Regions from separate parts of the Homo sapiens genome. Here region 2 is linked to region 1. Evidence: read pairs that join two places in POLR2A ChIA-PET (ENCODE). Cell type or tissue: CD4-positive, alpha-beta T cell. All regions are shown on one strand. Links, peaks and the distances in the headings refer to the core of each region. The heading gives the core; the rest is flanking DNA. Region 1 overlaps TOM1L2 (target of myb1 like 2 membrane trafficking protein). Region 2 holds the start of SMCR2 (Smith-Magenis syndrome chromosome region, candidate 2).

What was found. ChIA-PET counts read pairs that join two places held together with the same protein. Peaks named below come from ENCODE experiments on the same cell type or tissue, not always from the same donor. Only the 100,000 strongest peaks of a DNase experiment are listed, where the experiment ranks them.
Region 2: POLR2A ChIA-PET joins it to region 1 with 8 read pairs; 21 of 35 experiments call an interaction of 5 or more read pairs at or near these places.

What each region holds. Positions count from the first base shown.
Region 1 is chr17:17,841,707-17,857,559 of GRCh38, reverse strand. It overlaps TOM1L2 (target of myb1 like 2 membrane trafficking protein), which reads left to right. Exons shown (of 15, transcript NM_001082968.2): 13 at 6,608-6,667; 14 at 8,701-8,737; 15 at 9,777-14,049. The coding sequence ends at 9,925. Among named protein-coding and RNA genes, the nearest start is that of SREBF1, 13 kb to the right of the region's middle. RefSeq lists enhancers at 7,291-7,585, 7,407-7,666, 8,168-9,014, 12,773-13,293, 15,194-15,695. In CD4-positive, alpha-beta T cell, for the core only: a CTCF peak has its summit at 7,404; DNase peaks (open chromatin) are centred at 7,349 and 8,259; H3K27ac peaks cover 2,923 bases.
Region 2 is chr17:17,662,911-17,678,763 of GRCh38, reverse strand. It overlaps SMCR2 (Smith-Magenis syndrome chromosome region, candidate 2), which reads left to right and starts at 1,076. Exons shown (of 4, transcript NR_131243.2): 1 at 1,076-1,189; 2 at 2,393-2,554; 3 at 3,242-3,398; 4 at 4,608-4,738. RefSeq lists enhancers at 2,732-3,360, 10,288-10,787, 10,788-11,289, 14,942-15,081, 15,572-15,661. In CD4-positive, alpha-beta T cell, for the core only: no CTCF peak of the experiment used is centred there; no DNase peak of the experiment used is centred there.

The DNA of each region.
Region 1 (15,853 bases), core at 6,228-10,227:
CTGTCCCCAGGCCTTAAGAGTCTGGGACATTAGCAGGGATGAGGAGAGGGTCCTTTCCTTCCTTTTACTGTCTCCGGAGCTCCGAGCAGTATTCACTTTTCCAGGATGAGCACAAGTTACTGTGGCTTTTGCTTGGGAGGGAACAATTCTAAGGGAACAGACTCAAAGCATCTGACCAGTCAGGGAAGCCCTCTGTAGCCCAGTGCCTGTGAATTTGGCAGTCCTAGGCTTGACAGATTTTTATAATATAGTTGCTTATATCCACTAAGTCCGTCAAAATGATTTGAAACCTCTTGAAGAATACACAGGCCGGGTGCAGTGGCTCACGCCTGTAATCCCAGCACTTTGGGAGGCTGAGGCAGGCAGATCACGAGGTCAGGAGATCGAGACCCTTCTGGCCAACATGGTGAAACCCTGTCTCTACTAAAAATACAAAAATTAGCTGGGTGTGGTGGCATGTGCCTGTAATCCCAACTACTTGGGAGGCTGAAGCAGGAGAATCGCTTGAACCTGGGAGGCAGAGATTGTAGTGAGCTGAGATTGCACCACTGCACTCCAGCCTGGTGATAGAGTGAGACTCCCTCTCAAAAAAATAAAAAAATAAACACAGTAGAAACAGAGTAAAAAGAAAACAAAGCCCAGGGGAGTTCAATGTTGTAAACACAGTTGGTTCTCATGTAGCAGAGCTTTCCTGGCCCACAGACCTGCAAGGGTCTCTCCTGCCTTGTCTGTTCAGGTGGCCTGAGCCTGGTGCATGGAGAGAGGGTCAGCTCATCTCAGGCTGTATGTCTTGGGATGACCATTTCACCTCTAGCAGAGCCCAAAGCTGTGGTACATGTGATGGAGCCTGAGCTGGAGAGAATGCAGAGAAGGAAAGATGATGAAAGCAGTGCAAACATGTGCCTCTCCCTCCAGGTGGGGTGGGGTGAGAGGAATACATAACTGCCCATAGTGTGCTATGCTAGGCTGTGGCCAGAGGAAAGGCCAGCAGGTCCTAGACTGCAAGCAGCACAGGGTCCACCTGCTTGAGCAAAGCGTGACCAGTGAGTAGGAACTTGGGCCATGCAGGATCACCCAGAGCCGTGGGAGCAAGGGGCATCTGCCTGCCACCCAGCTTGGGCTGGTGCCCTCTGCACAGCTCTGCTGTCAGCCTGGGCAGGTCTCCTGCCACCTCTCATAGTAGCAGCATACTGCTGCTCTGCGTGAGAAGGCAGTTCCTCCACTAGACCCCAAGCCCATTCTTAGAGAGATGTGCTGGCCCAGGCCTCTCATTTGCTTCTTCAGGGACAGGCTGGCCTCTGGCCCACATGTCAGGGGCCTTTGCAGCAGGGCTTCTGGAAACCATGTCCATTCATTGGGAAGATCCAGCCCACATGCCCTTGTGCCTATTAATCCTGCAAAAAAGGATACTGCCCACACAAACTCCCCTGAGGGTGGCCTTGGCAGCTGGTGGTGGTGCCTGTCTCTGCCCACACAGACTGCCTCGCCACTGCCAGGTCCCACGTAGAGCTCCAGTCTCTAACTTCCCAGAAACAAACCTAACTAACAGCTAACCTGGTGTCTTGCCTGACTGACTGCAGTTTGTTTTTTTTTTTTTCTTTACAACAAATATTAATTGCTTTGCCTTATTTCCCATAGTGTAGAAACCTTGAGTCTTTTCAAGCCTCCTGAGTACAAATTCTTTACTTGGAAACTTTTTGTACTATTGAGTGAGATCAAAGGCTTTTAGACTTGGTCCCAGTGGGGTGGTGCTTGAAGTGACATAGGAAGGGATTCACAGCTTCTCTGGAAATAGTACACCTGAGCTACAGAAATTGTTCTTGTTACATTGAAAACTGGACAGGTGGGTTTCCTTGTGGGCATGGGGCTGTGGGAAGCTGCAGAGGAGCATCTGTTGGAACCCTTATGCTCCTGGGACTCAGGTGTGTGGATAGCCAACACAGAAGTTAACTGACACCACCAGGCTTATTACTGGTTGAAGAGAAATGAGACTTGTCAATGGGCTAGGGCCGGGCGGCTCTCAGGGAGACTGCTAGGCTTGTGCTCTCCCTCCCTGGCCTCTCTAGTGTGAGGTCTTTTTGCCTCTCTTGGCTGGTGATCAGCTAGGGGTGTCTCCCTTTTGCAGGGTGCAGCCAGGAAAATATCCTCATGTGAGAGAATCTAAGTCAAAACAAGAACAGAGGTAGGTTAGTAAAGAATGCTGCTGCCAAAACCCAGGCTTGGGTTTGGAGGGCGGGACTCCCTCCTCAGACCTGGAGGCCCCCAAGGCTCTTACTCTGGAAGGATAATCCTAACCCCTGGAGTACCAGACAGACATGCCTCTCCCCCTTGGGCAGGCAACCCTCCCTCCTGATCCCTGAGGCAGAGCTGCCCCTGCCTGCAGTTCCAAGTGAGAATCAGCTGACAGCAGGATGGCTCACCTGCCACTCAGATCAAAACCTGTGGCTTCTGACATCCAAGATGTCTGTGGACTTTGAAAATGGGCAGGGCTGGTCTAACCACTGCCTCAGCCAAGCCAGCCTGGCCTACCTATCTTCAGAGGGGCTGAGCTTCAGGCAGCAGTCTCTATTGGAGGGCATTCCTCTGCTAGCTTCCTTCCTTTTCTCTCTTCACATGTCTTCTTCCTTTCTGTCCCTCTCTTCCAACTCATACGCTTCTTCAGATCCCTCAGACCAGCCTTCAGCTTGGATCATTGCCCAAGAAAATGCTGAAACTATGGCATGTCAGGCTGGGTGCAGTGGCTCACATCTGTAATCCCAGCACTTTGGGAGGCCAAGCTGGGCAGATCATTTGAGGCCAGGAGTTTGAGATCAGCCTGGCCAACATGGCAAAACCCTGTCTCTACTAAAAATACAAAAAAAAAAAAAATTAGGCAGGTGTGGTGGCTCACGCCTGTAATCCCAGCTACTCAGGAGGCTGAGGCACAAGGATTATCTGAACCTGGGAAGCAGAGGTCGCAGTGAGCTGAGATCGCACCACTGCACACCAGCCTGGGCAACAGAGCAAGACTCTGTCTCTAAATAAATTAATTAATTAAATAAATAACTAAATAAATAAATAAAAATAAAAATAAAACTATGACACATCAGAGCCAACAGCCTTCTTAGGAATCTGCTGGGCCAGCCCCTAGTCTGACAGATGAGGATACCGAGGCCTCCTAAGGGCCTGGTGTCTTGCCCAAAGCTGCAGGGAAGAAACAGAGTCCCCTAAGACTCAGCGCAGTGCCCCCTGCTCCAACCAGGGCCCCACTTCCCTCCCATCAGCCTGACAAGGAGCGCGTCCTCGGCCTCCCACAGTTTCTTTGGTTCATATTTTCCAAGCAGTGTACATGTTTAGTCTGAGTCTGATAGCACCTACATTATTAGAAGGAACTTTGCCCTGTTATAATACTCAAGGCATTTATTTACCAGGACAAGAGGTTTAGATAGCTAAGGTTTTGTGTCTGGCCACAAGAAAGTCAATTTAAGCTTACGTTATATAAGCTTAACTGTTAACCATCACCCTGCTCCACCATGGTTCACGCCCTGAGGCCAAGTGGCTTCTATATTGTAATGAGTCAGTTTCCATAATTTCTGACATCCCTGGGTTTCTGAATTAGAAAACAGAAGCACCAACCTGAAAGTTAAGGTTTCTGAGTCATAAGAATTGAAAGCCAAATACAATCTAGCAATCGCCTTATTTCACAGATGAGGAAATTGAGGCCAAGCATTGCTCAGGCCTCTGTCCCCTGCTCCTGCCTCTCCACCCAAATCTCTAAGGCTTCTTAGGATAGAAGAAACTCAGGAGCTCTCCGGTGAAGAAAGTGGGGTCCAGAGAGGAGCGACTCACCCCAGGTCCTGCCACCAGTGAGTGTGAGGGCCCAGATGGACCCCACCCAGTGCACTCTCCTCAGCGTGCCCTCTAGGGCTTGGTCTGGAGGATGCCATTCCATAAACATACTACTTATTTGGAAAAATCTAGGACATGGAAGAAAAGGGTTCCCATGAGCCAGCTTTTGGGAAGTTATTTTTGAGGAGGTGAGGAATTTCTTAAGTGTCATTGTTTATTTTCTGAGCATGTTGGCTCTCAAGATTTATCCCCAAAGAAGAAAATTAAAGTATGACCCCAGGCCTCAAGGGATTTGTTCTTTAGCAGCAACAAAACAATTACAAGAAAAATCTGAAGGTTTAAGGCCCCTGACCCCTTAATGTCTTTGTTGTAGCTTTTGCAACACATTGGAAAGCTCAGGACATCTAGTCTGTTTCTGCTAAGTGGACAAAAGCTGGTCAGGTGTAAAGAAAGGGCTGGTGCACACTCTAACCGCTAGTGTGGGACTATTTTCTCTCTGGAGATGCTGCTGACTTTCTAAGCTTCAGTTTTGGGGACTCAGCATGGCATGCGTCCTCCCAGAGGCCACACATTCTGACTTACAGTCATTGAGAGCATGATAACTGGTGTGTCCTGTTCCAGGAATGTCTCAAGGCAGAAGGCCTGCCAGCAAGCACAGAGTAGCAGTGTACCCTACTGCCTTTTGATGGGCAAGGGCAAGGAAGTGCCAGCCTTAGGCATTGTTAACACATCTGTCAGTCATTTGTGCGTCCATCCCCCCAGTGAGGACCCACATGCCTCCTGTCCCTAGGTTTCATGTCTGGGTGATAAGACTCCCTGATACCTTTTCAATTCAATGTTCTTTTTTTTTTTTTTTTTTTTTTTTTTAGACAGAGTTTCAGTCTTGTTGCCCAGGGTGGAGTGCAATGGCGTGATCTCGGCTCACTGCAACCTCTGCCTCCCAGGTTCAAGTGATTCTCCTGCCTCAGCCTCCCCAGTAGCTGGGACTACAGGCGCATACCACCACACCCAACTAATTTTGTATTTTTAGTAGAGACTGGGTTTCTCCCTGTTGGTCAGGCTGGTCTCAAACTCTTGACCTCAGGTGATCTGCCCGCCTCGGCCTCCCAAAGTGCTGGGATTACAGGCATGAGCCACCGTGCCCTGCTCAATTCAACATTCTTAACTCCCCAGTAAGTCAAAGAAATAATGAGCAACACAGACTCTTCCTAATCTGATCAGTGACTGGCTTGGGCCTTTCTGAAAGTGCTCTTGTGGGCTTCCCACATTGGGTCCGAAGTTAGGACACAGAGCACATTCCTCAGAGCAAGGGGCCAGCTGAGCTCACTGAGGGAGTGAAGAGCTCTGGTGGCATCGTAGATACCTGCTCAGAGTGCTGGACTCTACCTGGGACCCCAAACCACCCTCCCCCACCATCAGCAGCAGGTGTCAACCCCCAGGACTGGAGTTGTCACATCACTGCTGGTGATATGTGTTCTTTGTTCTTTTTCTTTGTGAAGGTCGTGTTATTTTTTACATTTGATAGACACTGGGGTATGCATTCCTTTTACTGCTTATTTTTACTTTAGTCTTACCCTAGATCATGGCATTGGGTGAAGCCAGCTATAGACAGAGCTGGCATTTTTGTAATAGAAATAGGGGTCTTGCAAGTGAGCCCCGGAAGGGTACCTCCCAGAGCCAGGGTAGGTGAGGAGGTGATTAAGGGTCATCACCTCATTTCTCTAGGCTGGGAGCCAACATTCCATTAACATGGCTTCTAGGGAGCTTCTTATCATGTCATATTTGATGGCAACTTAAACCTTTTTAGCCATGTGCATTTTTCAGAGTCTCTGTCCCTGAGGTGCTTGGCACAGGGGCCCAAGCAAGGTGACTGCTCAGGCAACCCCGTGGTACACCTTAGTATGCCTGGAAGCTGTCACCTCCCTGGCTCTGGCTGCTGCGCCCCAGTGCTCAGCTGAACTTGGTTTCTTTGACTCCTGAAGCACAGCCAGCCATTGAACACAGGGAAGAAAGGACGAGACTAAAGGGAGCTGTTGCTTTCAGGGCTGCTTCATGAATTTCCCCTAAAGAGACACAAAGAAGACTAAAGCCCCATAGTCCCCTTTGTCATCAGAGCCCTCGTTTTTGCTGTGTTTCTGTTGATGGTAAAATGTGCCTGCCTCTGTCTACCAGGCCACACCCAGCCCAGCGGAGCACGCACCTCCTCCAGTTCCCCTCTCCACTCAGAAATGCACCAGGACGCATTTCAAAATCTCTTCAGCGGAGCAAACAGACCCCCTGCATCCCCCCGGGGCTGGTGCTGCCCTGCCCTCTGAGCACCTGTACCCCGCTCTGGGCAGGCTGTCACTTGGCCTTCCCTGGGTTGGGCTTGACAGCGGACTGTCATAGTGGCTGAGTTCAAAATCAGCCTGCGTGGCAGCGCCTTCCTGAAGTTAGAAGGTGTTTTGCAGCCCCGGGCTGAGAGGCCCCGCAATGTGAGAGTGGACACTCATAGTCAAAAAGTTCTCCATTTCAAGAACGCGTACAGCCACCTTCCTTACCGCCGGCCCTGCCGGGAGCCTGCTTCTTATCATTTGCACCTCATTGCTTTCCTCACCTGCCATCTCACACGTGGCTGCCCTGTGTTGCCCCTGTGTGCTGTGCCAATTGTGTTTTTTTGCTCTGTGTACATTTTGGTTTTATTTGGGGTTGCTGTTGATGATTTCCTTTGTTCCGGTGTTCTGTCTCCCCTCGCTGGCTGTGTGGGGGCTGCCTGGCCCGCTGCTTGCCGCCTCCATAGATCCCCGTTGCGCAGCCATCTGTCATGGACGACATTGAGGTGTGGCTCAGGACCGACCTGGTGAGACTCGACTTTTCTATTTCATCTGTGGGGTGTGGAGCGGCAGAGGCTCTTCTGAGGACAGGCCTTGGGGGAGCATCAGCAGGGGCTCCACCCCTGTCTGGGTCAGTGGAGAAGGGAGGTCTGGGCAAGCTCCATAGCTGCCCCTCCTCCCCGACATCAGCCCATAGCTGTGGGTGCTGCAGTGGCCTCCCGGCCTGCGGAGGCCAACTGTGCTGGGGGCAAGGCCTTGGGCACAGCCTCCTTCACCCACACAGTCCTAGCCGTAGCTGGCTCCAAAACACACACTTGCCTTCCCCCCAGTATCTTTTCCATTTCAGATGTATGTGCCGTGCTTTGGTTTTTTGGGGGAGGGAGTGTTGGGGGAGCATGTTTTTTGTTTTGTTTTGTTTTGTTTTCATTTCTTTTTTTTTTAATTGTGAAGTATACACACAGTGCTTTTGTTTTTAATTGGCTGTCATCCCCCTCCTCCCTTCCTGATTTTTGATGTAAAAGAACCCCTGCCCCAAAGACCCATTGTCTCCATCCTCAGAGATAGGGCTAGAAGATGAGGATACTATGCATCTGAAAATGGCAACAGGTCCCAAGAAAGGAGAGCTGCAGTGGCTGCATGTGATAACTGCTGGCCCCTCCCTCTGTTCTTTACAAAGCACTTTCACTCTCAGCAGCCCAGTAGGGGGCCAGGGTGGCGGATGAAGAAGTGCACTCTGGGAAGTGGCTTGCCCAGAGTCATGGGGTAGTTGGATTCTCCCCCAGAGCTGGAGACACCTCATCTCCCTCCTAGGTGCCTCCTCTGTAGGGGGCCTTGTCCCCAGGCAGAAGAGCCTGTTGAGTTCTTTAACCACAGGGTCAGCCTGGCTGTCTGTGGGCTGGTGACCTGGCTACCTCCCACACCAGGACAGCAGGCCTCAGGTTGGGGCCTCTGGCTGCTCTGGGCCTCCTCCCCAGAAGGTCAGCTTTCCAAACACATGCCTTGCCAAAGAAGGCAGCTGCCTGGGTGTCAGGGAGGAAGAACACACCCCGGGACATCTTTCCCAAGGGGCTGTCTCGAAAAGAAATTGCTTCTCTCACAGAAGCAAGGCAGGAAGGACCAAGGTCCTTAACTTCTAAGGGGGACCCCAGGGTCCAGACAGGGAGGGGATGTGTCCAGTAAGGCTACATAGCAGGTCAGTGGTAGAGTCAGGAAGGAACCCAGGTCTCCTAGCCCAGCCCAGGGCTTTGTCACTTCCCCATCCTGCCCCTTCCCAATGAGGCCCTGCACATGCTGCTCTTCCCCAGTCCCCAGGGAACCCCATGAGCTCAAGACACTACCATGTTCTCCAAACAAAATCAAGTCTGATGCACTTTAATTTTTGAGTGCACAGAGCCTCCATGGCTCCTTGAGGAGCCAGCAGCAGATAATATAATCTGGGCCACGGGAGGAGGCTGGTGCAGCTCCCAGGAGGCTGCAGGACATGGCTTCTGGAGGCACAGCCTCCACTCCCAAAGTACCTACTGAGTGACAGGCCCTGTGCTGTGGGCTTTGTGGCCCTGAGCCATCAAGGCCTCATGCGGTTTCCAGCTATTGGTGTCAACAGCGTCTTCCCAGAAACCCTGTGGCTGGCAGTGAGTGGGTGTTGTGTTGGGCACACGTGACCCTGTGTGTGCTCAGGCTCAGCCCCCTGTGGCTACTGCTCTGTGCCTCTCCCTAGAGCCTCAAGAGTGCCAAAGGTGGGGTCCCGCCCTCTGCAGCCCAGGCTGGAGAACCAGCCTGCACCGTTTTTGGAGTTTTCTTTCCAGCCTTTCTGGAGGATCAAAACCTAAAACATGTTTGAATTTTTTGCTTTTGTTTTTTAAAAACAAAGCTTCTGTTTCTCCAATAAGAAGAGCAGTATTTTACTATTACAGAAATCTGGAAACAGGGAAAATTAGGAAGTTTTGTTCAGGCTACCCTGGGCAGTGCTGTCCTAGGGTGGCCATGGGCAGACAGAGGTGGCTGGGCGGGCAGTGCTTGGACCAGTGCCCTAATTTCATTTTCTCTGCTCCTCCCACAGAAGGGTGATGATCTGGAGGAGGGTGTCACAAGTGAAGGTATGGCCTGGCCAGTGGCCTTACAGCCCCCTTTTGTTGCCTCTGTGCAGGCTGCACAGGAGCCAGCCCCCATCATCTTGGAGCCCCCGCTGCCAGAGCACCTACTGGTGCCAGGCCCTGAGCCATGGGCTTCACGGGTGGCTTTGTCCCACCCAGGTCTTACGCTGATTTGGGAAGTGTGATTTATCTCGCTTATTGGGAAACAGGTCAGAAAGAACATGTCAATTCCACAAAGTTGCAGAGCTGGTGAATAGCGGGTGCAGATTGCCACCTGGTCCTGACCCACAGGTGCTCAGCCCAGCTCAGACACGCAGTTTGTGGAGGTGCGCAGCAGCACCCTTGGGCCACTGAGCCAGAAGGGAGGAGCCTCTCCTGGGCCTCAGCTGATGGGCTGGATGGGAGCAGCGGGGTCTTAGTTCTCCCACATGGCCACCCCCACATCCCCTGCCCTTCACATCCTGCCTCCCCAAGCTCATCTTGCCCCACTCCATCTGCCTCTCCGTGCTCCTGTCCTCCTCTCCCCAGGTCTGCCAGACCCTGTGGCCAGACCGCTCCGCAGGGAGGGAAACTTCAGAGGACCCTGCTCCCTAGCTCTCAGTGCCCATAGAAATGGGGCACTCCCCCCTCCCCACTGCATTCCTCAGCATCTCCTCAGTCCTCCATTGGTGGGCAAGGGTGGGGTAGGTGGGATGGTTCCTGCCTGTTTAATCAGAAGCTGGCCCCTCCAGCTTACCCTGCCCCACCCCCAGTGCTGATCTGGAAAATGGACAAAACCCAGTGCTGATCTGGAAAATGGTCAGCGGTAGGGTGAGCACTCTGGGCTGTGTTTTCCAGAGCCTTTCCCTCCAGGGCAGGAGGACTGGGCACAGCCAGGAGCCTCCCCCCACACTGCAGCTCACGAACCCCTCCCTACCCACCTGCTCCTAGGTGGGCTTCATGCCTGCCCTAGAGGAGGAAACGGGCTGGGGAGTGGAAGGGTGCGCTTCCTCTGGTGGCCTGCCCTCACCAACCCTGACCCTTGCCTTGGTTTGTATTGCAGAGTTTGATAAATTCCTTGAAGAAAGAGCCAAAGCTGCTGAAATGGTTCCCGACCTCCCCTCGCCCCCCATGGAGGCTCCTGCCCCAGCCTCAAACCCTTCTGGCCGGAAGAAGCCAGAGCGGTCAGAGGATGCCCTCTTCGCCCTGTGAGCAGCTCTGTGGTTTGCCTCCCCAGATGGCGGGTCCCCGCTCGCACCCCGTGGACACCGGGCACTGGCCACTCCTACATCCCCAGCTCCACACGGCCTGCACACCTGTGTTTCCATGGAAATGCCACCGTGTCTGCTCCCAGGCCTCCCACTAGTCAGGACCAGCTTCAGCCACTTCTTTTCTCTGAGTGGTGGGACAACTGCAGCCAGAGACTCTCTCCCCTCCCACCATGGGCCCCTCTGCCCATGTTTCCTCCCAGGAAGAGCGGGCAGAGTGGCCCAGCCCCAGGCAGTGCTTCCTGAGCAGACCACCCGGACTGTCTTTCCTCCACCCGCCCATGGAGAAAGAGCACGCCCGGCCCCGCCCTGTGCTCACCTCTGCCTGGCTCAGCGACCTTCTCAGGCATTCTGCCCTCCTGGGCCCCTCTCTCCCTGAAGGGGCTTTGTGGCATCTCTGGAAGAGCAGGGTGTGCTGCACTCATGGGCCTGGTCTCACTCCTTGGACTTGTCACCTTGTGACATTTGGCTTATCAGCATTTGAGAAGGCTCTGCTGGGTCTCCATGGTGGGGGTCTCTCACCTTCTTGACCCTCTCTCCATCATTCAGCTGCCAGCCCAGGCTTCACACCCAAGCTGGCTCAGCAGCCGAGCCTGGCACCGAGGGTCCCTGCAGGCTCCCTGGGCAGGGAGAGGGCCAAGGACAATTGGGAGGGCAGCAGGCAGCCCGCAGATGGTGGCCATGTGGCACGCTGCTGAGACGACACTACCAATAAACCAAACTGCCACGCACACACTGCAGGCTCACACCCGCACACCTGGTCCTGGCTTGTGGAGGGACTTGCACTGGAGGTATTGCTCTGGCTTGCCTGGGGAAGTGTCACAGATGTGCACATGGGCCACACTCAGTGCTGTGGCCTGGCCTGCCGTAGCCTCACACATCTGCCTCAAGAGCCAGCAGCAAACAGCTTTGTGGCATCCTTGGAGGTTCCCAGTGACTGAGAGGCCTGGGCAGCACTAAGGCCCCTGCTCTGCTCCCTGGCATAGGCCTTGGCCTCCTTGCACAGACTCTCCTGACAGTCTGGCCTCCTCCCACCTCAGAGGTCCTCTGGCCACCAATTTATACTCTCTCCCCAAGCTGATCCTGAAGGCAGGCAGAGCAGCTAGGGGCTGGTAACATGTATTCCCATCCCGTGTCCTCACTGGTGTGTCTCCTGGCCATGGGCAAGGGACTCGGGTCATCCCAGGCCCTGGTCCAGCCAGACACCTGGCCCCACACCTCCCACCAGGCTGCTGTTGCTCAGAAGGAGAATACTGCAGCTGTATGCATCCCCGTGTGTCTTGGGCCCAGCTCGCTGGGTCAGTCTGCTCCTGTCCCCTCCAGCATGCACTGCCTAGGTCAGCACAGGTTCCTGATCCATGGTGTAGTTAGCCCTTCCCACCTGGCAGGACGGCCCAGACCACCAGCCAAGCAGGGAAAGGGGGCTGGGCTTGACGGGAGAAGAGACCAGCGACATGGTCGTTGGGGAGCATTCAGGATGGCGACTTCAGCTGGGGGTCATGCTGAGCACCAACAGGAACTATTCCAGTGAAGAGCAAGTGCTGCCCGACCCAGGACCCTGTGCCAGGCTAGCAGCCCTCCAGCTCCCTCCAGAGAGGAAACCTCTGTCTGGCTGAGGGTGGGACTAGCTGGGATGTCTCACTCCAGTTGCTCAGGTTCACCCAGGAAGCTCCTCCGTGGAGTGGCCAGCCTGATTCTAGCCCTGTCCTCTCTGGCAGCACATGCCACACCTGCCTGGGCCTTCTGCTCCCTGATGCTTGATGAGCCCCTGCCTCCTCAATGTTTCTCAAAGACAGACCCCCCTGAGGCCAGCTTGAATGTGAAGACTGCTGAAGTTAGCTGGCTTCACTTGAGCTGCAGAAAAGGTGGCTGGGATGGCCCAGGTGCACCCAGAGGCCCCAGCCCTTTGGCTGCCTTTGGGTTGTGACTTGGGTTGTCTCTGAGGCCCTGCCAGAGCTGGGCCTGCGGGTGGTGGGCGGTCCGACCTCGGGCAGTCAGTGCTCCGCAGCCTCAGCACTGCATCCCAGACCCAGTGTCCTCAGAGGGAAGAGCCAGCCTCCCTGCCTCATGGAACCAGGAGTCCCAAAAAGTCAGGAGCCTGGAGGCTCTGAAAGGAGCAGGGATTCCATAGTGCGTGAAGCTGAAATAGGCGCCCTCCTGGGGAGCCCCCAGCAAAACTGTTTTTCATACCCACTCCCAGAACTGCCCCGCTCCAGCTCCAGCGCCAGCGCCAGCTGGTTGCCAGGCATCATTGGAGAGGCCTGGCTGCCCCAGGGGCAGCAGGGAGTGGTGGACCTGTATGGGCTGGCAGGAGGCCATTGGCCATGCTGACAAGTGTCACCTGCCTTCCTAGCCTGGAGCCACCCCTCAGGTGGCCTGCTTGCACCTCCTATCCGGAGGTAGCCTGCCCCACCTGTAGGCAGAGGGGGCTCTTGCTTGAGGCCTGCACAGGAAGCAAGTATAGCCCCGGTGCCCCAGAGTGGGTTCCACTTAGCCCTGGCGAGATGGCCTGTCCTGAGATCTCTGCTCCCAGACCCCACCATCTGGGGAGCACAGTCCTTAGGCTGCCTGGTCCAGGAAGGGGGTGCGGCTCTGTCAGGAAACCTGGACTCTCAAGGCCCACCAGCCTCTCCGTGAGTGTTAGAAATCACAGATACAGTATATACTTAATTACACTAAATTATTGCTGGGATTCCTTATAAGCACTAATTATACCTGATTATAGGTTAAAATATTTATTTTGTCAAAATATTTTCTTGGGAATGTGTTTAACCCTTTCTGCGTTCATTGTTGCTGAGATGTGAAAACTAACCATTCCCTCCTGCCTACCTTTTTGGCCACTGGGCGGCAGAGAATGGCGCTATGTGCAGTTGGGCCCCTGGCACCATGGGCCTTTGGCCTGCCTGCTGCAGAGTAGCCCTGCCTGGGCAGTCTCCAGGCACTGAGCAGGCCATCTGTGGCCAGGCTGAGAGAATGACTGGCTCGCTTACCAGCGTGCATGGGACAAGGAGCTTTGGAGCCTCAAGGGGTTGTTGCTGGCCTGGGCTAGAGGGAAAGGTGACCATCCGTCTGTCCTCCTGTCTTTCTATTAGCGCCTCCATGTGAGTGATGGTGCCTTGGTTCACTAGCCTTCCCCCACCACCCCACCATGCCACCTGGTGGTCTTGGGGCCTGTGCTGTCACTCCAGCCCCTGGGGAGGAGAGGACCCAGCCCGGAGAGTTGGGGCAAGGGCTCCACATGGCCCAAGGGCAACAGATGCTCGCAGGGCAGCTGCTGCCGATGCTCACGCTCCTGCCCCCCTCCTTCCCGCTGCCACACCCCACCCTGGGCCCCCGCAGACACGCATCTCTAACTCAGTTGGGCCCAGCCTTCTGGATGGCTTGGGGTAGGCCATGGGCCCACCTGGGGCCAGGCCAGCCCCTGGGGCAGCTCTGGAAGAGCAGTGTGGAGGAGCACTTGCTTGCAGCCTGGCTTCAGCCTCTGGCACTGCTGGAGTGGTCCCTGGGAGCTTCTGCACTGTCGGCTTTGGGGACGTCTCACCCACTTGGGTTACAGTAGGCCTTCCCCACCCAGAGAGAAGTGTTTCCACCCCAGAGACATTGTCTGTCAGCCCCTGAAGTGCTCGCCTCCCCCAGTGCCCGTCACCAGCCCTTCCTATCTGTGGGGTCCAAGTCAGGCTTCCCCTGCGGCCACCAGCCATAGGGAGCAGCCATCAGCCCCCGAGTCAGAACTGCTTCTGTCTGTCCATACCTCCAGGCTCTCCCGGAGAGGGGGACGGATATTTATTTCCTAAAGTTTGCACTTAATTGTGAGGATTCTCAGGATTGTTGGGGGCTACTGAAAAGAGGAATGTGTTGAATGTCGCGTTTGCTGTCCACTCGTCCTAGAAGTTTAGTGTTTTTGTCACTGTCATGTGTTTCTGTGGGCAGAGCTGGTTCTGGAGGGTGGGTCAGTGCACCCGAGGCTCAGAGCATCCATCCACCCCACTGGCCCTCCTTCCAGATACCCTCTCTCTAATTGGGTTCTTGCATGTAAAATACTCCACAATAAATAAATAATTGAACAAATTATGCCTGTGTGGTCTGTTGAATTGGCTACGACTGTCCAAAGGGCTTGCCAGTTTTGACCACCTGCTTTATTTAAGCAGGGGTGGCCATGGGGACCCTCAGTCCACCCTTCCCCAGTGGCCAGGCTGCCTGAGCAGCCCCTTACCTGGCCAGGAAAATTCCTGTGCGTGGCCCAGGTTGTGACATCGGTGGGAGTGGCTGTAAGCCTGCTACAACCTGCCTGAGAGCTCTAGGACCAAGTGCTGTGGTTGTTCCTAGGTCTCACCCCAGGTCCCAGATGGGCAGGAGGAGGCCACTCACCCTTGCCCAGGGCACCCAGGCCTTGAGCAAGCAGGCCTGAGCCACCCCTGACCCCCTCTAAGCCCCAGCCCCCACCCTCGGCTGGACTCCCACAGCTTGGCTGGGCATCATCTGCAGAGCCTGTGCTGGGCACTGAATTTGAGAACTGCTGCTCCAAGCCAGGTAGACTTCACACTTTGTTAACAGTTTTACTGAGATATAATTCACATAGCATACAATTTACCCATTTAAAGTGTACAATTAAGTAGTCTTCAGAATATCCATAGAGTTGGGCAATCATCACCGCAACCAAATTTAGAACATTTTTATTCCCCCCAAAAGAAACCTGTCTCCTCCCATCCCCACAGCCTGCTCTCCCTTTCTAAAAAGGCTTCCTTCCCCCTCTCCCCTTGTCCTGGAGGTGGGCACCTGCAGCCCTTTGTTGTAAGGTAGCTGTCCTCCTGGAAGCAGGCCCCTCAGGCCCAGAGGCATAGGGGGTCATGAGGGGTGCATTGTGGGAGCCTGTGGGAACTGTGCCTTCTCCAAGTGGCTTGGGAGGCCGAGGGCCCTTTAATCCCTTCGCTGGGGCTTAAGGACAGACCTCAAGTCAGGGTGGACTCACCAAACCCCCGATGAACCTGGAGATCTTCCCAAACTCTTGCTGTGCCAGTGAAGACATGGAGGACTAGAAAGAGCTGTAGGCTTGCCCCAGGCTGCACAGGGAGTAGTGGCAGAACCAGTACCCAACCCAGAGCCAGACCTCCCAGACAGGTCCATGAAGTGGGCAGGAAAGACACCACTTCCATGGCCAGCAGATAAAGCTGCCCCACCTACCCTGAACAGCAGCCCTTCTGGGAGCGTGGCTCAGGAGGGGCTCTCCTGCCCACTGATAGGAGTCAGGTCACGGCAGGGGCCGTGTTGGGACCACCGCCATCACCAGTCGTAGCCAGAAGGGGCGGCACCCAGCTACCTCTGGCCAGTTGCCTCCCTGGGCTCCAGGGAGCTCTGCAGAGCCCTGTTTCTGACCAGTTGGAGTGAGATAAAGGTTCCCACACCCAGGGGAGAAGGGGAGTGGGCTCCTGAAGTGGGGGTGGGGGGCTGCAAACCCAGGTCCCTTTAAACAGATAGCATAGATCCTGGCTCATTATGTGCCCCCAGCACTGTACCAGGCAATGTGGGCACTGAAAGAGGCCTGAGCTCTGTCCCTACCCTGTGGAGAGTAGATTGGTGCTGAGACACTACTGTGGACTCACCAGGACACCTAGGCCACTTGTGCTTTCAGCAGTGTTCCTGAGAGCCTGCTGTGTGCCAGGCTGGTGCCAGAGGGGAGGGACAGGGCTGCTCCAGTCCTGCCCTTGGGGAATGTGCAGCCTGGTTCTATTCCCAGAGTCAAGGACACTCTGCAGCCAGTTAAGTGTTGTAGCTCTCTTCCAGGGCCTGCAGGAGAGGAGGCTCTGAGCACATAGCTGAGCCCCAGGGCACTCAAGCTGCACACTTGAGGGAAGCATTGTGGGAGCCTGTGGTT
Region 2 (15,853 bases), core at 3,856-7,855, 180 kb after region 1:
TGCAAAGGGGATGGGTGTCCCAGAGAGTGAGAGGAGGAAGGAATATGCAGGCAGATGGAAGAGGGTGTGCGGTCAAGGTACTAACAACTGCTTTTGTGTGTGAGTGTGAATGTGTGTATATGTGTGTGTAAGACAGAGTCTCACTCTGTTGCCCAGGCTGGAGTGCAATGGTGTGATCATAGCTGACTGCAGCCTCAAACTCCTGAACTCAAGCAGTTCTCCCACCTCAGCCCCCTGAGTAACTGGGACCACAGGCATACACCACTATGCCTAGCCAATTTATTTTTTATAGAGATGGCATCTTGCTATGTTGCCCAGGCTGGTCTTGAATTCTGGGCTCAAGTGATCCTCCTGCCTTGGCCTCCCAAAGTGCTGGAATTACAAGTGTGAGCCACCACGCCTGACCAGAACTGCCACTTTTGAGTACCTACTGTGTGCCAGGTGCCTAGGGATGTTGTAACAAATTCCACAAGTGGCTTAAAATAACACAAATTAATTAATTAATTAATTTATTTATTTATTTATTTATTTATTTATGACAGAGTCTTGCTCTGTTGCCCAGGCTTGAGTGCAGTGGCGCAATCTTGGCTCACTGTAACCTCTGCCTCTCGGGTTCAAGTGATTCTCGTGCCTCTGCCTTCCAAGTAGCTGAGACCACAGGCACATACCACACCACCAAGCCTAGCTAATTTTTGTATTTTTTGTGGAGAGTGGGTTTCACCATGTTGCCCAGCCTAGACAGATTTATTCTTTACAGTTCTGGAGGTCAGAACTCCAAAATCAGTTTCACTGGGCTAAAGCCAAGGTGTGGGCTGGGCTAGCTCTCCTGGTGCCTCCAGGAGAGAATCTCTTCCTTGCCTTTTCCAATTTCTGGAGGTTGCCTGTGTTTCTCAGCTTGTGACCCCTTGGTGACCTCCAGAAGCTAGAACAGGCAAGAAAACAATTGCTTCCATTGTCCCAGCTTCTACTTCCTCCCTTGACCTTCCTGCCTCTGCTCATGAGGACCCTTGTGATTCCATTCCGGTCCACCTGGATAATCCAGGCTAATCCCTCCATCTCAAGAAGACTCTTAATTTATTTAATCACATCTGCAAGGACCCTCTGAATGCTGTCTTGCCTCAACTCATTTTACAGATAAGAAAATCAAGGCTCAGAGAGGTGAAGTCACTGATCCAAAGTCACACAGCAGGTGAGTTTAGTCACCCATTTCATGCATGGAGAGCCCACTGTGGGTCAGACACTGGGTTAGACCCTGGGTTGCAATGTGAAAGTTACCCATGAAGAGTGCTGTGGTGCCCAGGCATGCAGAGTAATGACCTAGTCCTGTCAAGGAATTCAGGGAAGGCTTCCTGGAGGAGGTGATTAGTGAGTTGAGCTTTCAAGAGTGATTTTCCTCTGCCTGCTTTAACCAGGGAGGCTTCTGAACAAACGAGGGCCCTTCCAGAGGAGGACAGCCATAGGCCTAACCATCCTGAGACTGCTCTGAATGATGCTGGTTGAGAGGGCTCAGTCTTCTCAGAAGAGAACTAGGAACTGATCAGGGATCACTGTCAGCAGAGCTAGCCCCAAGACACTTCTGCTGCTGACCCTGCTTGTCATCCTTAGTTGCACACAGGTAGAAGGGTGAGCAGGGGTGTGCACGCTATGCAATGCAGAGGCTCAATAAAGTCAGTGTTGGGGCAGAGTCTCAAACTTGCAGCTCAAAGGCCGAACTCAGGCTGCTAGGTTTGTTTTGATTGGAAAGCAGAGCAAAAAGTGAAAATTTTGAAGTTGACATACGTTGCCAGGTGCAGTGGCTCATGCCTGTAATTCCAGCACTTTGGGAGGCCAAGGCGGGAGGATCACTTGAGCCCAGAGTTCAAGGCTAGCCTGGGCAACATAGTGAGACTCATCGCTACAAAAAAAAAAGTTTTGTTTTGTTTTGTTTTGTTTTTAATTAGCCAGGTATAGTGGTGCATATCTGTAGTCCCAGCTACTTGGAAGGCTGAGGTGGGAGAATCGCTTGAGCCAGGGAGGTCGAGGCTGCAGTGAGCCATGACAGTGCTACTGCACTCCAGCCTGGGGGACAGAGTGAGACCCCATCTCAAAAAAAAAAAATAAGAGAGAGAAAAGCAAGAAAAGAAAGGAAAGAAAGAGAAAGAGAAAGAGAAAGAAAATAAATATCTTTAAGGAATCTAAGTTCTTCGGGGCCCCACCACTACCTATTGTTCTATACCCGCATTTAAATCACCTGGCTGACCAACCCCTCAGCACACCCCGACACACACACACACACATACACACACACACACACACACACACACACACAGCCTTGGGTTTCAGACACCTTCCCCCCAGGGTTCTTAACACTCACATCTGTGTGGCCTTGAACTTCCTGTCTGTTTTCTCATAGGTCAAAAGGAGATCATGTTTCCTGCCTGGAGGAGAGGCCCCGGTGGACTGGAATAGGAGAAAGTGGAGGGGGTGTATTTCAGGATAGAATCCTGCACCCTGCCAGGGACCACGCTTATCCTTGGCTCACTCAATAGGATGCAAGGGCGTTTACTGTGGCCAGGTGATTCCCGCAGCCGCTGTCTCACTAGGTCTCACCTGCATTTCAATAGCCTCCTTGTTCAGATGAGGAAACACACTTAGGGAATGAAGTCACTTGCCCAAGATCACACAGTCATACTTAGAGTAGGGATTCTCCTGGCCTGAGCTCCTGCCCACGCTGCCGCCCCGCCTCCTCTGCGATGAAAACTGGATGGAGGCTCCGGGCTGTTCTTACAGAGCCCAGGCAGAGTGTGAGTGTGCAGGAGGACTCCCATTAGCAAGCATGTAGCTAGTACTTATTTGGCACCTACTATGTGCATTTCAGTCTTATTATCTCCATTTTGCAGAGAACATAGAGGCCTAGAGAGGGGAGGAAACTCTCCCAGAATACCTTCTTCTGTGTAGGTAGCTGTCACCCAGGCTCTCTGCTTAGACAGTAACAGAGGAATGAGATGGAAAATCAGAACTCCTGCCCCAGCTCTGCCACCGTGCCACCAACAGCACGGCCTTGGGTACCTCCTCACCCTCTTTGAGACTCTGGTTTCTAACGAGGAGTGTAGCAATCCGTGCCTCCTGGGCTTATGACGATTTAAAACAGTTCAACATTGTAGAACTCTGGACCACCAACTGTTGCTGCTCCCCCTCACCCCATCAGCCTCCAGCACTTCTACAGAGAAGACAAATGTGAATGTGAACCTTTCTTTTGTAGGTCTTGTGAGTGCCCAGAGCCCTGTGGCAAGAAGCCTCTGCCAGGGAAAGGGATGCGGGGAAGTGGAGGCAGTGATGGGGAAGCAGAGCCAGGAGAGACCCTTGGGCTTCCTTCCTTCAAGGCCTCTGGTCTCTAGCAGAGAGAAGAGAGGGAGCAGGTGAGAGCCCCACTTAGCTCTAGGCAATATTTTTTTTTCAGACAGGATCCCACTCTGTCACCCAGGCTGGAGTGCAGTGGCACAATCATGACTCACTGCAGCCTCAACCTCCCAAGCTCAAGCAACGCTCCCATCTCAGCCTCCCAAGCTCAAGCACCGCTCCCATCTCAGCCTCCCAAGTTGCTTGGACTACAGGTGCACGCTATCACGCCCAGCTAATTTTTGTATTTTTTGTAGAGATGGGTTTTTGCCATGTTGTTCAGGCTGCTCTTGAACTCCTGAGTTAAGTGATCTGCCTTGCCTACCTTGGCCTCCCAAAGTGCTGGGATTACAGGCATGAGCCACTGCGTGCAGCCGAGCCAAACCTCATTCTAGATTCCATCTCCAGGAATAATGATGTGGGACCCACCACACAGCCCCCATAGTCTGGCAAGTGAGACAGACATTGAACCCACTCTAAAGAAGGGTCTCATTATCCCAAGAAAAAGACCACTTTGACCACAAGTCAAAGCTCTGGGAACCAACATTTCTTAGTAATTGGGAAAAAAATGTTTAATTGGAATTTTGTTTTGAAAAATGAAATTTAAACTATGAAAATATACACATTTTATCTTCCACAAACAACATTTAGGTTAATATGCTAATTCTTAGATTAATGTGCTAATACTTAGTGTTATGGTTTGACTGTCCCCTCCAAAACTTATGATGAAATTTATTTATTTATTTTATTTTTTTTTTTTTTAGATGGAGTTTTGTTCTTGTCACCCAGGCTGGAGTGCAATGGCATGATCTCGGCTAAGTGCAACTCCTGCCTCCTGGGTTCAAGCAATTCTCCTGCCTTAGCCTTTTGAGTAGCTGGGATTACAAGTGGCCACCCCTATACCCAGCTAATTTTTATATTTTTAGTAGAGACAAGGTTTCACCATTTTGGCCACGATGGTCTTGAACTCCTGACCTCAAGTGATCTGCCTTCTTTGGCCTCCCAAAGTGCTGGGATTACAGTGGTGAGCCATCATGCCCGGCTGATTTATGATGAAATTTAATTGCCATTGTGAAGGTATTAAGAGGTGGGACTATTAAGAAGTGATTAGGTCATAAGGGCAAAACCCTCATGAATGGATTAATCTCTTTATTGAAGGAGTGAGCTCATGATCAAGACACTGGATTTATTGTAAAAATGAGTTCAGCTCTCTCTTGCTCACTGTCTAGTGCTCTCTTGCCCTTCTGCCTTCCACCATGGGATGATACAGCATGAAGACCCCCACCAGATGCTGGTGCCATACTCTTGGACTTCCCAGTCTTCAGAAGCATGAGCCAAATAAATTTCTATTGTTTACAAATTACCCAGAGTGGTATTCTGTTTTAGCATCAGAAAATGGAGTAAGACAATTAGAGTACAAAAAGTTCATTGGAGTAGGCATAGTTCTTCCCACAAAATTGCCTGATGGTCCTTACTAGAACCTTCTGGGTCCTAACAACCAGAATGCTTCATCACATCCCCCTGAGTTCTTTGGGCCACTCTGAGTTCTATGACATTCAAATCATTTTCTTCCAAAGCACAGGTTCATCTTTCTTCACGTTGGGGGTTTTCATTATTTAGACAGGGCTGACCCAGCCAGATAGATAGATCCTTGGTTTGTCAGCCACTGTGTGCAGAACCCAGGAGCTCTCCAACGTAACTCTCATCAACTTCAAGAAATTCTACAACTTTGAAGTTTTCCTTTGCTACCAGCTTGCATAAGCAGACCTGACAGACAGAAGAGATGCAGATGGGGGGTGGACAGATGCTGGTGCTAGGTAGGGTGAGATGCTTGACTGGGAACGAAGTAAGTGGCCAGGACAGTACTAAATATATTCATGTTTTAACAACTCTTAACTTCCAACTCAGATAATGAATGCTCAGCTATGGGGCACCCTAATCATACAATTAACTGTATCAGCCCAAGATCTCTTGCATCTGGAGTTAGCGAGGGATAAAATTCCATCTTGTTTAAGCCGGTGTTATTGTGGATCTCTGTTATAAAGCCTCTGTCCTACCTAATACATCTAGTCTTTTGGTGGTAATTACAATCAATTTTCCTGTGGGCACCATTCTTTCCCACTTATGGCCCATGTGGTTCAGGCTGGGCGGTCCCTACCTCTAGGATGCAGAGATTGTCACGTGACTCAGGTTTGACCAAACTGCCCCATTTGCCTGGCCACAGGGATTGGTTCAGGAATGGTTCGAATGACCTAAGCCCTCCAGGAGTTTTGCTGGAAGCACTGAGCTTTGCTGGAGCCTCCAGGGGTAGTTGTTGAGACTGTGGGTCTGAAAACAGAGCCAATGGGGAAGAATGAGGAGTTGAGAGACATGGAGACACCTTCTGGGCACCTGGATTCAGCTGCGCCTGAAGCTCAGCAACCCCAGGACTTTAAGTCACTTGAGCCAATACATTCACCTTTTATCATAAACCAGTTTGAGCTGGTTTTCTGTCACTTGCCTGAAAAAGAACTGAGACTTTACACAGAGAAGAAAAATTTGGAATGGGGAGAAAAGGAGAATGAGCACTGTCTTCAAAGATCTAAAGGGCCGCCTGGGCTTTGTGTGATCACACACAGACTGTGTGGTTCCAGTGGGCAGAGGGACTGGACCAGGCTTCTGGCTCTTTATGAGGAACTTTCCCACAATTAGAGCTGTTCAAAGAGGGCCCCAGGCAATTTCAAGAGAGAGAGAGGAAGCTTCCCGTTTCTGGGGGTATGCAAACAGAGCCAGGATGTGGTGAAAGAAACTCAGGCTGACTAGGAGGACAGAGATCCTGTAATTTGTGAATGTGACTTAGTACCTCCAACCAGCTTTCATGTAGAGCCGGAGAATATCAGTCACACCCAATCTTTAATTATAAAATATTTAAGATATTCAAGAAGGTATGGAAGATAATTCACTGATCACTCCTGCATTCACCACTGTCAGCTCAAGAAATAAAACCACCAGGACAGCCGAGCTGCTGACCACAGACCCCTCCACCCTCCTGATCCCCCGCTGGTCATTAAGCTTTGACTACCCATGCACAGTCCTAAGGGATATGTACTTCAGAGGTCTTTTTTAAATAGAGGGGTTAGAATTGCCATGCTTTCAGGCCCTACAGATTTTTTGTTATTAAATAAAAGTGCTTAGCTACTAATAAAACATGTGTTTTCTTTCTTTTTTAATAATAGAAAAGTATGACAAGAGCAGTCCCTGAACAGTTTTTCATCTTGTTTATATGAAAGCCATTTCCTCACCTCCCCTCCCCACCCCCGCCACCCAGCCTCCCACACCTCGCTGTTCCCAGCTCTGGATTCCATCTCTGGGCTCTATTCCCTGCTGATAATCACAATTCCAGGATTGAGACTGAGATAAGGCGTATCAAGCACTTTGCACATTCCCTGGCATATAGTAAGCACTAATTTTAGCACTAGTTGTCATTATCACTGTCATTGCCATCTCGGGAATTGCTCCACCCCCATCCCTTCCCCTTGGCAGGAAGTTGCCAACCCTCCACTGCCTCTGCTCACCCACCTTCTTCAGGTTGTCCTGAAATTCCACTGATTTTACCCTTCACTACCTGCCAGACCACAATCTCTGCAACTGGTTTCCTTGCCTTCGGTCTCAAACCCCCATTCACCCTCCTCACGGTGGCCCAAGCAATTGTTCCTTTCCAGTATGTGGCTCCCTGGCTTGCCCCCACCTCCGTGATGCCCCCAAGGCCCCATCCCTGCAGACTGACTTGCAGGTTCCTCAACTACCTCTTCCCTTACTCCTCTGAGCAGCCCCACGTGCTGTTCCCTCTGCCCAAGATGCCCTTCCCCTCTTGCTCTGTCTGGCTCCTCCCTCCATATCCTTCCAGGCTTAGCTCAAGAGTGGGCTCCTCCAGGATGCCCTCCCAGGCCCCCCGGTCAAATCAGGCTCCCGCTCCCTGGGCAGTGTGCCCAGGCCTACTCTACAAGCCTCTAACAGCCTCTGGGATCATGATTCTTTGTGAGTCTCCCTTGCTCCAGGTGGCGAATTTCTTGAAGGCAGGAGGAATGCTGTCTTCCTCAGCAAATCGCTGTGGCATAGCAATTTAAAAAATAGTATCCCTGACTTTTCTAAGCTTTTTGCTCCTTCCAACTCGCTTATGCTTCCCAAGAACCCGGGGGGGAGGTCCTGAACCAGCCCCATTTTACAGATGAGGAGAGGAGGCAGCGTGTGTGTGTGCTTCCTGCGGCTGCTGGAACAAATGACCACAAACCCAGTGGCTTAAAACAATGCACATCTATTCTCTTACAGTTCTGCACGCCGGAAGTCCAAAGTCAAGGTGTGGGCAGGGCTGGCTCTTCCTCGAGGCTCTGGGGGAGAATCCTTGCTTCCATCCTCATATCACAGCAACCTCCGCTTCTATCGGCGTAGCTCCTCCTCTCAGTCGAAGCTCCCTCTGCCTCTTTCTTATATACAAGGACACTTGTGATTACATTTGGGGCCCATCCAGATAGCCTGCAACAATCTTAAGATCCGTAATCTAATTACGTCTGCAAAGACCCTTTTGCCACCTGAGGGAGCACTGGTAGGCTCCGGGGATGAGGGTGTGGGGTCCTGGGAGGCCTCTGTGCAGCTGCCTCAGAGGGTAGCAGTGGCACAGCTGCAATGTGGACCCGGGGGGTCTGGCTCCAGATCTCGGTGCCATAGCACTTCCCTTGAAGATGGTTCCCTGATTGTGGGGCTGGCCGTATGGCAAGGCATTCCAGGCAGAAGGAAGAGAGCAGCCCCGGCCTCCAGGCAGGAAGGCAAGGGTAACATGGGAGGAAAATCTGGCCTCCGCCAAAGTGAGGCACAACCAATATAGCTTTGTGGGCAGAGAGAGGGCACAGGTTACTTGGACCCTGATGGGGCATTGTTCTCCTTGGCCTGCATGCTGCAGGCCAAGGCTATGGAGCCTCCATGGAGGGCGGGGATGCACCTGTTCCTCCCACCTCCTCCCCATACCTAAACACCTTCAAAGAACAAAGGAAGAAAGGAGGCTAAGGAAGAAGGGAGGCTGTGTGTCCCTTCATGGATGTAGTGTTTAGAACGTGCCAGGCCGTGAGCTAAACTATTTGTGTCTGTCTCTCATTTAATCTTTACAACCATAATACCTTTTATACCTATTTAATAAATGCACAAATTGAGGCTTATTAACAATGGCTAGTATATCTTGAGCATCAGCCACAGGCCAAACTCAACATAGGTTTGTGCTTATGTAATGCTCACAGCTCCCAGCAGCCCTGTATGGAGGGGTGCCATCTGTCTGTATGGAGGGGGAAACAACTCATTGATATAAGTGAGCAGTTACAGAATGCTGAGGACGGTGTGGGCAGGTGGGAGGCCTCAATCGGGCACTGGAGCTGTAGTTTGGCATGAAAGTGGGGGACTGGCAAGGTCGAGACCAGGAGCAGATGGGGCTTGGGTGGGTGCAAGGAGCCCCCCAGGCCCCTCCCTGTCAGCCATGAGCAGCCGGGAGGTGTGCAGGCCCTGTAGGGAACCAGCATTGATCCCAGGCTGTGGGATGGGGGTGGGGAGGGAGTAGGAGAGGGGCTGGGGCAGGGAGTGGGGAAGGGAGGATGGGATGGGGAGGGAGTGGGAGTGGGGGAGGGGAAGGGAGGATGGAGGGAGGAGGGAGTGGGGATGGGGGTGAATGGGAGGGAGTCAGTGAGGTCCTTGAGGGTCACCATAGTAACAGGAGCCAGCTCTGCTCTGAGGCCTGAGTCTGAGCCACCACGGGGAAGGAGATAAAAGGTTTTCTATCGATCTCTGTTGGGAAAGTCATCAGTGATAAGCTGGGCTGGAGGGGCCGGCTGGCGGGAGTGTGCATACTGGCTGCACACGCATGGCTCAAGGGTGCCCAGGGAGCCCCCACAGACTGCGGTCAGACTGTTTGGGAGGTGACCGCTTGAGCCAGGGAGGGGCTGGGCTGGAAGCCACGTCTATCTGCTTCTCCTTTAACGGGGGCAGCTGGCTGGCTCAGCCTCCTGCCTCAGCCTTCCCTTCTGCTCAGTGGGGCAGTTGGGCCTAGGCTGCCTCCCTGGGGTGGGGGATGAGTCAGGGATGCAGAGGCGGGAGGGAGAGAGGAGCTCAGATGCCGTGGCTGCTCTGTGGTCTGCACTGGAGGTTTGGCTGCAGGAAACTGGTCCTTTCTCTTCAGAAGTGCAGGCCCATCTGGGGCATCAGCAGCCACAGCTGGGGTGGGCTGGCAGTCTTGGGTGAGGACAAAGACTCCAGCTGCCCAAGAGCCAGGGCCAGACTGTCGTCCAAGGCCCCACTGAGCCAAGGGCATTCAGCTCAGGGCCCGTGTGTGTGTGTGTGCGCGCGCGCGTGTGCGTGTGTGTGCGCAGGTGTGGGCATGTGCAGCTGTGCCAGTGCCCCGCTAGGCCTTGAGTGTGTACAGGTCACCTGCCCCTGCCTGTCTCTGTCTGCACTCTTTCCCTCCACAGGTGTTAGAGCCTGCAATGCCCCGGATGCTGGGCTGGGTAGGGGTGCAACAGTGACTGAAGCAGACACAAATCCATGTCCTCATGGAGCCAACATTCTAGTGGGTATCTGGGGCAGGAGAGAGACAGACAAAATAGAAAGGTAAATATAGGAGCTATGGATGATGAGTGTCCCAGGGGGTGCGGGAGGGGGTGGGAGGGGGAAGCAGCTTGTTAGTTAGGTGAGAGAAGGTGGTCTTAGAGCCTCTAGAGACCTGAGGGAGGCAGGGGACAGATGTGTGGGGAGCTGGGAAGAGGAGACAGCAGGTGTAAAGGTCCTGAGGCAGGAGTGTGCCGGGAGCAGTGGGGAGGCCTGTGGGGCTGAAGAGCAATGCATGGGGGCAGAGAGCAGGAGGCAAGGACAGAGAGGGTCAGGACCAGCTTGGGTGGCCACAGTGTACAGTGGGGCCTCTGGCTCAGACCCTGAGTGACGGGGTCCTTCAGGGAGAGCTGGGATCTCCCCTAGGTCCTCACAGTGCACCCTGGCTGCTGAGAGGGGCCAGGGCAGGAGCAGGAGGCCTGGGAATCCAGGGGGCCCTGGCCAGGGTGGGGCTGTGGGCAATGAAAAGATTCCAATTCCAAATATACCTTGAAGGTAGAATAGACAAGAATTTCTGACGTGGGGTGAGGAGAGGAGCCCAGGACACTCCAGAGTTTTCCACCTGAGCAAGAGCAGGGTGTGGCCTGAACAACAGATGGCGTGCCCAGGCCCTCTGTGGCATCTAACTGTTGTTAGAGGCCCAGGTGTAAGGAGGGAGGGGTGTGCATCTGTCCACACACGTGGGTGGGGTGTGTGCAACTCTGTGTGCAGCCCTAGAGGGCCAGGCTGGGGTCTCAGGGCTGCTGGTTGGAGCCTTACCCCATTCCTGATGGGGCCAGCTCCCAGCCACCGCTGGAGGCAAGAATGGCCCCTTCCTGGCTTGCTCCTGGGGGGCACTCAGCTCTTTCTGCTCTCCTGAGTCCCTAGAAATGAGGGTGCACTCAGCCATGCCACAACCCCTGCCCTTCTCCTTCCTGCTGCCCTCCAGGGCCTGTGGGATGGGGGCAGCAGACAAAAGGGAGAAAAAACCAAGGAGGGAGGGGCCATGGCAGGCCCCTGAGAGTCATCTGTGGGGTGAACACAGCCCTTTAGACATAACCCTCCCAAGACCCCCACCTGTTGCTGGGATGGACGTTGTTGGAGTCTGTTCTGGGGCCCCTGAGAGGAGGAACCTGCCCAATAGCAGAGACACTGACCCCCACGCTGAGGTCACCTCCCTCCAAAGCCAGAAAAAAATCCCATTGATCCACTCAGCTCTCAAAGTTCATCTACCCTCCTTCTCCATTTCCCCAAATCCTGGTCATTCTCCAAAACCAGCTCACCCTCTGGCTTCTGGGAACCTGGTGAGGCACCAAGAAGGTGGGTGCTTGAGTCAGCCAGAGGGCTCATGCTTCTGCCCTGCCACCTGTTGCTGTGTGACCTTGGGCAAGTCACATCACCTCTGAGCAGGCACTTCCTCCCCCTGTAACTTGGAGCTGCTAACAGCTTCTCTGTGGGGCCGTTCAGAGGTAAGCTGCACAGAGGACTTAGCTGTTGCTTCTGTGAGCCTTGGTTTCCTAATCTGTCAAGGGCTGTGGGAAGATGAAGTGAGACACTGTGGAGGCCCAGCTTGGAGGCCACGGTGTGCCTCCCCTGAATTCATACCTTCCTGCTCCCAGGACCTACCCATCCGTCTCTCTGTGCTCCTCACTCTACTTCTCTGAGAGCCCCACTGTTCTGGGGAGCTCTCACCAGCCATGGTCACAGGCTCTTGGGGCCTATGGTGTCAGCGCTGATGGGGTCTCAGGTCTGTCACTGTACCCGGCCCCACAGCCAGAGCTAAGTTTGGGAGCTGGCCACGGAGTGTCTGCGGCTCATGATGGTAGGCTGAAAAATGGCCCCTAAAGATATCCAGGTCCTCATCCCTGGAACGTGTGGGTGTCCCCTTTACAGCCAAAAAATGGGCTCCTGCAGATGTGCAAAGTTAAAGGTCTTGAGATAAGGAGATGATCCTGGGCTATCTAGGGGTTCCTTAAATGCTGTCCCTAGTGTCCACAACAGAGAGAGGCTGAGGGAGACTCGACAACACAAGCACGGAGGAGGAGACTGCGCGGCCACCGAGGCAGAGACCAGAGTGATGCAAACACAGCCAGGGATCACCAGGGCAGCTGGCTGAGGCTGCAAGGGGCCCTGCACAGGTTCTCCCCTGGCGCCTCCGAGGGGGCACAGCCCCACAGACGCCATGACTCGAGACCAGTGATACTGATTTTGGACACCCAGTCTCCAGAACTGCAAGAGAATCATTTCTGCTGTTCTAAGCCCCGACATGTGTAGTAACTCTTTACAGCAGCAACAGGGAACGAACACTCACAGCTTAGGATTTCCTGGCTACCGCCCAGACCTCGCCCTGCCTCATGTCCATCCAGAGCTGGGCGTGAGTGTGTAGGGTGTGCAGGTGGCCATTTACTCCTGTAGGCCAGCAGGGGCCCGGGGATCCTGGGCAGGTAGAGGGGATGGAGGATGGACAGGCTCTGGAAGCCCAGACCACGTGGATGTTCTGTGAACTGCTGGACCCTCAGCCCAGGCCCAGGAGCATGGGAGGAGTAAGCCACAGAGCATGTGTTGGCTGCTTGTGTCCACACACAGCTGGGGGGTGTGTTTGGTGCATGTCCACGTGGTGGGTTGTGCGGGTATAGAGGTGGGGAGTAGGCACTTGTGCACCTGGTATAGACCCAGTGGAAAACCCAGGTGTGCCAGAAACAGCCAGCTTCCTTTTTTCTTTTTCTTTTTTTTTTTTTTTGAGATGGATCTCACTCTGTCACCCAGGCTGGAGTTCAGTGGTGTGATCTCGGCTCACTACAACCTCCACTTCCCGGGTTCAAGCGATTCCCCTGCCTCAGCCTCCCAAGTAGCTAGGATTACAGGCGCCGGCTGCCACGCCCGGCTAATTATTTTGTATTTTTAGTAGAGATGGGGTTTCAGCATGTTGGCCAAGCTGGTTTCGAACTCCTGACCTCAAGTGATCCACCCTCCTCGGCCTCCCAAAATTCTGGGATTACAGGCATGAGCCACCACGCCCAGCCCCTTTTTTTCTTTAAATCATCTTACATCCTGTTCTAAGCCCCTATCCTGCTGGCTGGTGGGCAACTGAATCTCAGCCATTATTGGGAGCTTCTTTCTTCTCCAGAGCCACACAAAGGTCCCAAGGCCATGATGAGTCTGGCCACCGGGTCTGGCAAAGGAGGCCAGCAAAGCTCTCTGAGACAAGCTAGGGACCAGGCTGCCTGCACTGGAGCATGGGGTGGGGTTAGTAAAACAGAACAAAACCAAAATTAATATCTGCTGTTTGTCTAGAACCCTGGAGCTTTGCTGCTCAATATGGTTGTCATTAGCCACGTGTAGCTAGGTACATTTCAATCAATTTAAAAGAAATAAAACTTAAAATTGTGTGTGTGTGTGTGTGTGTTTCTTTTAGAGTCTCACTCTATCACCCAAGCTGGAGTACAAATGGTGCGGTCTCAGCTCACTGCAACCTCCACCTCCCGGGTTCAAGCGATTCTTCCGCTTCAGCCTCCCTAGTAGCTGGAACTATAGGCACATGCCACCACACCCGGGTAATTTTTGTATTTTTGGTAGAGACAGGGTTTCACTCTGTTGGCCAGGCTGGTCTTGAACTCCTGACCTTGTGATCCGCCTACCTTGGCCTCCCAAAGTGCTGGGATTACAGGCATGAGCCACCGCGCCCGGCCTTTAAAATTGTTATTATTATACTAGTCACTTTCTGGTGTTCAGGAGCGGTGTGTGGCCACCCTGTGGGACCTGGTATAGGAAGTTCTATTGGGCTGTACTGCCAGAAGCGTTCAACCACTGACATGAGTTCTGCCCCTCTGAGTGGGGTGACCTGCCCATTTACAGATGGGGATGCAAGGATCAAGCACAAAATGACTTACCCAAGGTCACTGGCAGCAGTTGGCACCTCCAAGCTCCATGGGCAGTGGCACCCCGGGCCACGGGGTAGAGTGGGTGCTTGCCAATGTTGGCTGCTGAGTGAACGTGCCAGTGCCGTCCTCTGCCTCCTTGGAGGAAAGCTGCCTGTGAAGAACAGTCCTGCCCTCGTTCAGAGGTACGGCCTCCTGATCTCAGCCTGGTAAGGCACTGTGTGGCTCTAGCCCTACCTCAGGTACCACACTTTGCCTCTTTGGGACCCTGTGTCCCCGTCCATGAGATGGAGATTGTGACCACTGCATAGGGCTGCCTGGGATTTCCATGAGTTAATGTCTGTGAAGTGCATAGTACAATCTAACTCAATCATACGACGTTTGAGAGATGATGGGATTTGGCACACAGGAATGAGCACTGCGCCTCCTCAGAGTGACTCCCAGAGGTCAAGTTGGGATTTACTTAGACTGAGACCCGCAACCTTATCATGCTTCTAGCATTCATCTGACAAACATCTATTAAGCTTGCTTTTGGGGGCCACGACCGATGTAAGCCTGCAGCTGTGAGGTCTACCCTAGGCTAGGGAAGGTTATTCTGAGAAGAAAGTGAACCCCAAGGAAGGGGAAATCCAGAAGAAGATTCCTGATGACATCTGACAGCTGGATCCAGCTGTTCCTGAAGCTTTTATATTCCTGTTTTGTTTGCCAATAATTTTTTTTGTCATTTACAACTCAAAGCCAGGCCGTCTGGTCCAACCCCTTGTCCCCTGATACTTGATGCTTCTCCATAGCAGCTATGACAGTCTCTGCTTGGATGCTGCTCATGATGGGGATCTCACTACCTACCAAGGGAGCTCTACAAGGGCAGAACCAACTCTGGTGCAAGTGAGAGCTGATAATCTATTGCTCTTGTCTGGAAATGGTGTGCACAGCTGGGAGCTCCCCTGGATTGGATTCAGGGCAGTGGAAAGAGGACCCTTCATGGTTCAGTAGACCTGAATTCAAATTTCAGGCCTGGTGGTGACTCACTGTGTGACCTGAGTGAGGCAAGGGACTTCCCCTACCTGAACCTCAGTTTCAACATCTGTAAAATGGTCTCCCTGGCCACACTGATTTGGTGAGGACACCACGAGGATTAAGCAAGAAAATGTGTGTGAAGCTCTGGGCGCACGCCAGTGTGTGGCACACAGGGGACACCTGAGGGCCACATCCCTCCTGTGGGTAATGCTAATGGACACTGCACACCCATCTGAGAGGGTCCACTCTGCGTCCATAAGAGGTTGGCACTGGGGAGTCCGCACTGGGCCAGGCTGCTCCTGCTCTGCGGAGCGTCTGCTGCAGCTGTGACTCACAGCCCGACCACACTCACAGCCCAAGACTCGGAGCCGTCTGTTGTTATGGCGACGCAAGCCCACTGGAGTCCTGGGCTGTCAGTCATCAAGGTCTGACGCTGGGGGTGTGTTTTGGCGTGTGGGTGTGGCCTGTGTGTTTGTGTAGGGGGATGGGCGTGTGAATGCTATTCCTGCGTGTTCAAGGCAGTGTGCTGGTGTTTGTGTGTGGACTTCCTGTGTGTGCAAGGCTGGGCATGTCTGCATTGAGGGCGTTTGTCTGTGTGTGGTGTTGAGCTGTGTGTGCGGTCTGGGTGTCTGTGGGCTGTGTGTGTGTGTAATGTGCCTTAGGAACGCTGGCCCTGAGGCAGGGTGGACAGGAGGGTGGCCCAGGGAGGGGTGTAGGCCTGGGTGTCTATCGCTCTGACCTGGTGGCCCTGGGTTGGTCACTGCACCTTTCTCAGCCTGTTTCCCCCTCAATAAGCACAGCAGGTTGCAAAGGGCACTCACACTCGCTATTTCATTTAATCCTCCTGTGATCCTGTACCAGCAGCTGCTCACTCAACTCATATTTAGAGTCCACTCTGTGTCAGGCCCTGGGGATACAGCCATGAACAGAGACTTCCTCCGCTGAGGGTCTCCAGTCTCCAGTCTGGTGGGAGATGGACA